Regions from separate parts of the Homo sapiens genome. Here region 1 is linked to region 2. A link is a contact called in ENCODE Hi-C or POLR2A ChIA-PET data. All regions are on one chromosome and are shown on one strand. The core of a region is the stretch at or near the end of the contact, and the rest is flanking DNA. Distances in the headings are between cores, read along the strand shown. Region 1 has its middle 62 kb from the start of LINC00605. Region 2 overlaps LOC124903391.

Region 1 (2,958 bases), core at 166-2,665, 45 kb after region 2:
GGAAGGGGACAGTTATATATGATGGGGTTGAGAACAGAGAAGACAGCTCTGGTGTCAGTGAGAGCAGGAGTCTCTTCACTCAGCAGTGGATCCACTCCTCCTAATGGGAGAGGAAGGAGAAATAGAAACGCCCCCTTCGGCTCCCCAGAGCAGCTGTTTCTCTTGGGTGGTTTTTCTCTCCTGTTGCCATTTAAGTTGTTTGCAATCTTTTTAAAGGTGACTTTGTTTCTTGCAAGAGAAGCAGACCCCTCTTTGGTCATGTGGGCTTATCTGCATCTTCTTAAGAGGTTGGGTCTGGCAAGTCAGCTGCTGGAGCTGCCTTCGTTGAAAGAAGCGGGTTGACCAGAAGATCTGCAAGAGTGCTGTGGGATTTGCTGAGCCTCTTCCTCTGGCGGAGGAGGGATAGGAGAGATGGTAACCAGAGCATGGAAGGCCTGACAAAAGTGGATGTAGAGGTGTGGGAGGAGGCAACAGGAGAGCAGTGGAAGGAGAAAGAGAAGACATTTTCAAGGTTTTCTTTAGTTGTGAAATTGTTTCTGACAATTTTTTGCTTATCTCCTGGACGGAAGCCATTTTTTCCATACCTCTCTTAGAAGCTTCTACCTACCGTTAAAATAGGACTGCTGTTCAATTTGTCTGGTTCTAAAACCTGCTAATTGTATGCACAAACATATTAACTTAGAAATTTCCAAAGACCCCGATTTTGGCCATTGAAATTTGGGGTCATCCTGAGTCATGTGGGTGCATCTGGCTGGGTGTCCACAGCATGGCGCTCTACAGGGGTGACCCACAAACCCGGCTGGTGCTTCCAAGGGGGATTGCCCCTTAAAGGAAAGCTCAGTTTTTGACAACCATTTTCCCATACTTTTAGAAATTCCTTCTCAAAAGTGATCAAGGCTGGAACAGAGCTTCTGGTTGAAGTGTGCTACTTGCAAGCGTCACTCCCTAAGGTCCCAGTGACACCGTGATTGACTGTCTTATGTGTCTCAGAATCCCTGGTCCCCTTGCAGTGGTAGAGTGCTAAAGGCGCCAGGTGACCAGCCCTTATGTGCACCTTCCAGCTGGGGTCTGTCCTGCAGGGAGGCCCTCTCAGACTGCTACACATCATGGACAAACATCCCAACACCCCCATAAAATCTCTAGTCCCCTGCAGCACCCAGCTGGGTTTGGAGGGAGCAAGTGTCTCTTAACTTCCAGGTGAGAGAACTCACCCTCATGCACCCTTTGGTTTGAAACTAGCAGGAATTGGTCACAATTGAAAAGACGAGTCCAAATTACCAGCAATAGGAAACAGCTACAATTTTAAAATCATGCTATGTAACTTTAGGTCAAAAAAAGTGAAATCACCAGTGCTAGTGAAACCACCTTTGCAAAAAAGATAACAATGAGGAAATTATGATGGTGAAAGAGATCTGACCTAACCAGCTCCATCTTACCTTTCACCTCCAAGCTGCCCTTGTTCATTCCTGAGTGTAGGCCAAAGGAGGAAGGGAGGGATTTATAGCTTAATGTTGAAGCAAAGATAACAGCCTCTCCCCAAAACAAACCCTCTCCTTGCCTGGGGATCAGACAGCCTTTGTAGAACTAACAAATGAGCCACAGATGAGAAATTTTGGCTCAGGAGTCACGCGGCCAGAGGCCACAAGATTCCTCACCTCCCCAGTTGCCCCCATAGGTAACGTTACTATTATGAAACCTAAGGTTGGTGTTTGAGGTGTTTTTCAGACCCTGCATTCTGATGGGTCAGCTGAGGCTACACTGACTGGTGAACTGGCTCATCTCGTCTTATGATCCCCACTCAAGAACCAACTCAGCCCAAGAGGACAGCTTCGACTCCCGGCGGTTTCATCCCCGACCCAAGCAGTCAGCACTCCCACTTCCCATCCTCCTGCCCACCAAACTATCTTTAAAAAAATCCTAAACTTTGAATTTTCAGGGAGGCTGATTTGAGTAGCAATAAAACTTTAGTTTCCTGTTTAGCCGATGACAACATGTATTAAACTGTTTTTATTTATTTATTTATTTATTTATTTATGAGATAGAGTTTCACTCTTGTTGCCCAGGCTGGAGTGCAATGGCGTGATCTCGGCTCATGACAACCTCTGTCTCCTGGGTTCAAGTGATTTTCCTGCCTCAGCCTCCCGAGTAGCTGGGATTACAAGCATGCGCCACCATGCCTGGCTAATTTTGTATTTTTAGTAGAGATGGGGTTTCTCCATGTTGGTCAGGCTGGTCTCAAACTCCCGACCTCAGGTGATCTGCCCCCCTCAGCCTCCCAAAGTGCTGGGATTACAGGCATGAGCCACTGTGCCCGGCCTTAAACTCTTTCTTTCTCTGTTGCAATTCCCTGTCTTGATAAATTGGCTTCCTCTGAACAGTGGGCAAGAGGAACCCATTGGGCAGTTACACTAGACTCCAACACTGTAACCCAAAACGCTGCCATGAGGCTGAGGAGAAGACAGACATTCTCTGCAGAGCTTTTGCCTAAATCTCCTGTCCAGAGACAGAGACAGAAGCCCTCACTCTTGCAGGAAAGAAAGGATTTGGAAAACAGCCCAAATAAAGTTTCAACTTCTTCACAACAGCCAAAATTTGGAAGCAACCTACATGTCCATCAACAGAGGTACTTACACAATGGAGTACTATTCAGCCATAAAAAAGAATGAGATCCTGTCATTTTCAAAAACATGGATGGACTAGAAGTCATTATGATAAATGAAATAACCCAGTCTCAGAAAGACAAACATCGCGTGTTCTCATTTATTTGTGGGATCTAAAAGTCAAAACAATTGAACTCGTGGAGACAGAGAGTAGAAGGATGATTACCAGAGGCTAAGAAGGGTAGTGGGAGGGTGAAGGGGAGGTGGGTTCATGGATACAAAACAAATAGTTAGAAAGAATGAATAAGACCTAGTATTTGATAGCACAAAAGGGGGACTATAGTCAATAATAATTTAA
Region 2 (3,215 bases), core at 604-3,103:
CCTCAGAGTGCTTGTGGCCAGTCTACAAAGGATGCGCAGGGAGGGTTATTGTGTCCTCTGCTTCGTCTTTTGTCATCAGGTAGCTGAAAACTCCACTCTCAGATCAGGCCAACACTGCCATTTTTTGTACATGCAACAGACTTATGAAGGGACATGAAGCTCAACTTGGCATGTGCATGTTTCTCCTTTCGTGAATATTCACAGCTCCTCCTGTAGCTTATTCAATATGTATATTCAGTCACCCAGCTCAGCATATATTTCTGTTCCCTTTGCCCCTCCCTCGAAGTGTTTGTTTCTGGCTTCCACCTGGAGGCTGTGCTTCCCAGCCTATTGGATTGCCACCCTGCAGGATGCAACACTTTATGAGAAATAAGGCTGTCCTTTCTTCATCATCCTTCAGCTGACAGTATAATCGAGATTCCATATTGAGGATGTTCTATGCATTATTTATAGAAAAGTACATTCTGCAACAGCCACAAGCACCACTCTTTGGGGAGGCAGGAAGTTCAAGCTCAGCTAGTATTGGGGCCCTGCCCCTTGAGAGTTGTGTTGGACTGAGGAAAGTTCAGTGATACCCCATGCACAGGGAGAGGGAAAGTGTGACAGCCCCACTCTCAGCTCAGGCAGGGAGGTCCCCTGAAGTCCTGAGGCATCTGATTCAGCACCAGGCAGAGGGTGGCAGAGTTCACTCTGGAAGACAACCCCAGAACTTGTGGCCCAGCCCCCACTGTCCCACAACCTGCCCCTTCACCCTTGAAATCAAGAACTAGCAAGAAGGCTGGGTGAAGTGCCCCAGCATGGTGGCTCACGCCTGTAATCACAGCACTTTGGAAGGCTGAGGTGGGAGTATCACTTGAGGCTAGAAGTAGGAGACCAGCATGAGCAACATAGCAAGACCCCATCTCTACAAAATTTAAAGAATGTAGCTGTAGTCCCAGCTACAGGCTGCGGTTGTTGTGGGAATCAGGAGACTGGAGAGACAGGTAGGTGGGACATGAGAATTTTATTGAGTGCACTCAGACCCAGTGGATTAACATCCAAAAACTGGGCCCAGAACAAAGACAGCACTTGACTCATATACACACCTTTGAACGGGAGTGGGCTAGTTTGAAACAAGCTTACAGTGGCATGAAAGCAAGGATACAGAGACAGAACATAGGCAGTTAATCAAATTGTGACAGGTGCATAACCCAGGGTTACATGTAATTCTTGCTATGCAGTCCAGATGGCTGTTATCTAGGCTTGCTTAAAAGAGCCTTGCACAGGCTTATCTCATAACCTTCGCTATGGGGCCCAGAAGGCCGCAGCCCAGGCCTGCTCAGGCATGTTGTATAACCTTCACTGTGCTGCTTAGATAAAACAGAATACTTGAAGTTTCTAGTTACAGAAAACAAGAATCTATAAATTCATAAAACTTGCAGAGCAAGGTACAATCACATGGAGGGGGTTGGGGTTCGAGGGGGAACTTTTTCTTATCCTTATGTTGAGGGAGTGCTGGGAGAGTCTCCAGAGCACACTCCTTTGAGCCTCTGCTTCTTTGATGATGTTATCAAGACTTCGTCTGGGTCTGGGCTTTGTCTGTTACTGCCTTTGGGATGAGTCAGCCTAATATAGAAAGCTTATTTTTCTCTTTTTAAAATTTTATTATTCTTTCTTTCCTTAATTTCCTGCCTCACAGTGAGCTATGATCACACCACTGCACTCCAGCCTGGGTGACACAGCAAGGCCCTGTCCAAAAAAAAAAAAAAAAAAAAATCTGTGAAGTGAGAAAGATGAAGGCCCATGGGAGGAAGGGGGTGGGGAGGCCAGAACCTGAGGACCTTCTTTTTAAGTAGGGTGGCCCCAAGCTGGCTTTGCCCGGCTTCCCAGGTTCATGCCCACTGTCACGTGAATGGGCACTCTCTCACTTCCGAAGGTGACCAGGTTTGGATGGTGAGTTTTGTCATCACTCTGCTCTTAGGCCATGGTGTGAAGTCATGACTTTATCAAGTAGAGAGGGCTTAAGTGGAGGAGGGATGGGTGATTTACATTTTATAAAGTGCCCCGGGGGCTGGAGGGAGCTAGAGTGAAGGCCTGGGTATGAGCGACTCCAGGGGGACAGGGAGGGGAGTACCCGTCACTTAGGACCTCAGTCTGAAGTTCCCTGGCAGGTGTCCCCTTCACCTGCCCTTGAGCCTGGGGGCCTCCCTGCCTGGAGAGGCCCCAGCAACCCAGCCAAGCCTGACCTTGAGCAAGGCCTGGAGGCTGGATCTGAAATGGAGAAATTCCAGCATTTCTCAGGTTGGCCAAGAAGAGATCAGGTTACCTTCTGGTCCAAAGACAGAAAGGGCTCCCTTTGGAAGGGGGAGCAGAGCCACAGCCTGATCTAGGGACCCAGCTGGTGGTCAGGCCCAGTATGGGTGACAGGCCAAGCAGGCCTGGCAGTTCCCTGGGCCACCCTTGAGCCAGGCCTGGGACCAGGAGCTGGCGGGGCTGACCCGGCACCAGGACCCCCAGGAGCAAAGGCAGGGCCCAGACAAGAGGAGTGCAGGAGGTAAGGGACTTGGAGCGTGCCAGGCCTAGACTCCCGGGATCCCTGTCTCGGTGGCAGTGTGGCAGGCCAGGTCTCACTAACGCAGGCCTCCATTACAACTGTCCCAGCACTGACTGAGTAGCTAGATTAAACATTAAAAGCTGATAGAGCCAGTGCCCTTATACAAAGGCTGGAAAGTAACAAAGAGCCCACCGAGAGTTTTGCCTAGGCCTTCCCTGGGCCTTAAAGCAGGACAAAATAACAAATTAATTCTTATCAGGACCCTTTTAGGGTTAAACGAGTTTTTTTGTGGGTCTGAAGAAGCTCCCCACGCCTCCAGAAACAAGTTTATTGAGGGTCTGAAGGCACTCCCCAAACCTCCTGATTTAGCAGGAGACAAGATAAAGGTAATCCCCCCAGCATCTGGACCCATTTAGATTCAGTAACCTTATTGAGGCTCCAGAGGAAGGTCTTCAGGACTCACAGATGACCGTAAGTTCATCACTAATGTCTTCAGATGCATGCACACTTACACGTAGACATACCGCTTAGAAGGTATGTAAGTTCTGGAAAACTGTAATTTTGAGTTGGTCCGGTGATCATTTCCAGGCCTTTCTCCCTGTAACCAGTTGCAGAAAATAAAAACGCTCTTCCTCCTCAGTTCATCTGCATCTCGTCATTGGGCCCCGAGAAATAGCCGCCC

The links. A loop is a pair of places that touch in the nucleus more often than their neighbours do. ChIA-PET counts read pairs that join two places held with the same protein, here RNA polymerase II (POLR2A). Pooled maps may share reads with other maps.
Region 1: a map of astrocyte of the cerebellum shows a loop between it and region 2 (5-fold over the local background). The contact joins two enhancer-like sites. A Hi-C loop is called at or near these places in 3 of 168 maps with a recorded cell type or tissue (PC-9, astrocyte of the cerebellum and heart right ventricle) and 4 of 50 pooled maps. POLR2A ChIA-PET finds 5 or more read pairs at or near these places in 3 of 52 experiments (HepG2, OCI-LY7 and activated CD4-positive, alpha-beta T cell).

The regions. Positions count from the first base shown.
Region 1 is chr14:103,249,621-103,252,578 of GRCh38, forward strand. No RefSeq gene overlaps it. Among named protein-coding and RNA genes, the nearest start is that of LINC00605, 62 kb to the left of the region's middle. Within about 2 kb of position 1,416, at least 3 of the 41 ENCODE cell types and tissues checked have a DNase peak (open chromatin) inside an H3K27ac peak, as active enhancers do.
Region 2 is chr14:103,203,903-103,207,117 of GRCh38, forward strand. LOC124903391 reads right to left here. Exons shown (of 2, transcript XM_047432044.1): 1 at 3,046-3,215. The coding sequence ends at 3,189. Among named protein-coding and RNA genes, the nearest start is that of LINC00605, 16 kb to the left of the region's middle. Within about 2 kb of position 1,854, at least 2 of the 41 ENCODE cell types and tissues checked have a DNase peak (open chromatin) inside an H3K27ac peak, as active enhancers do.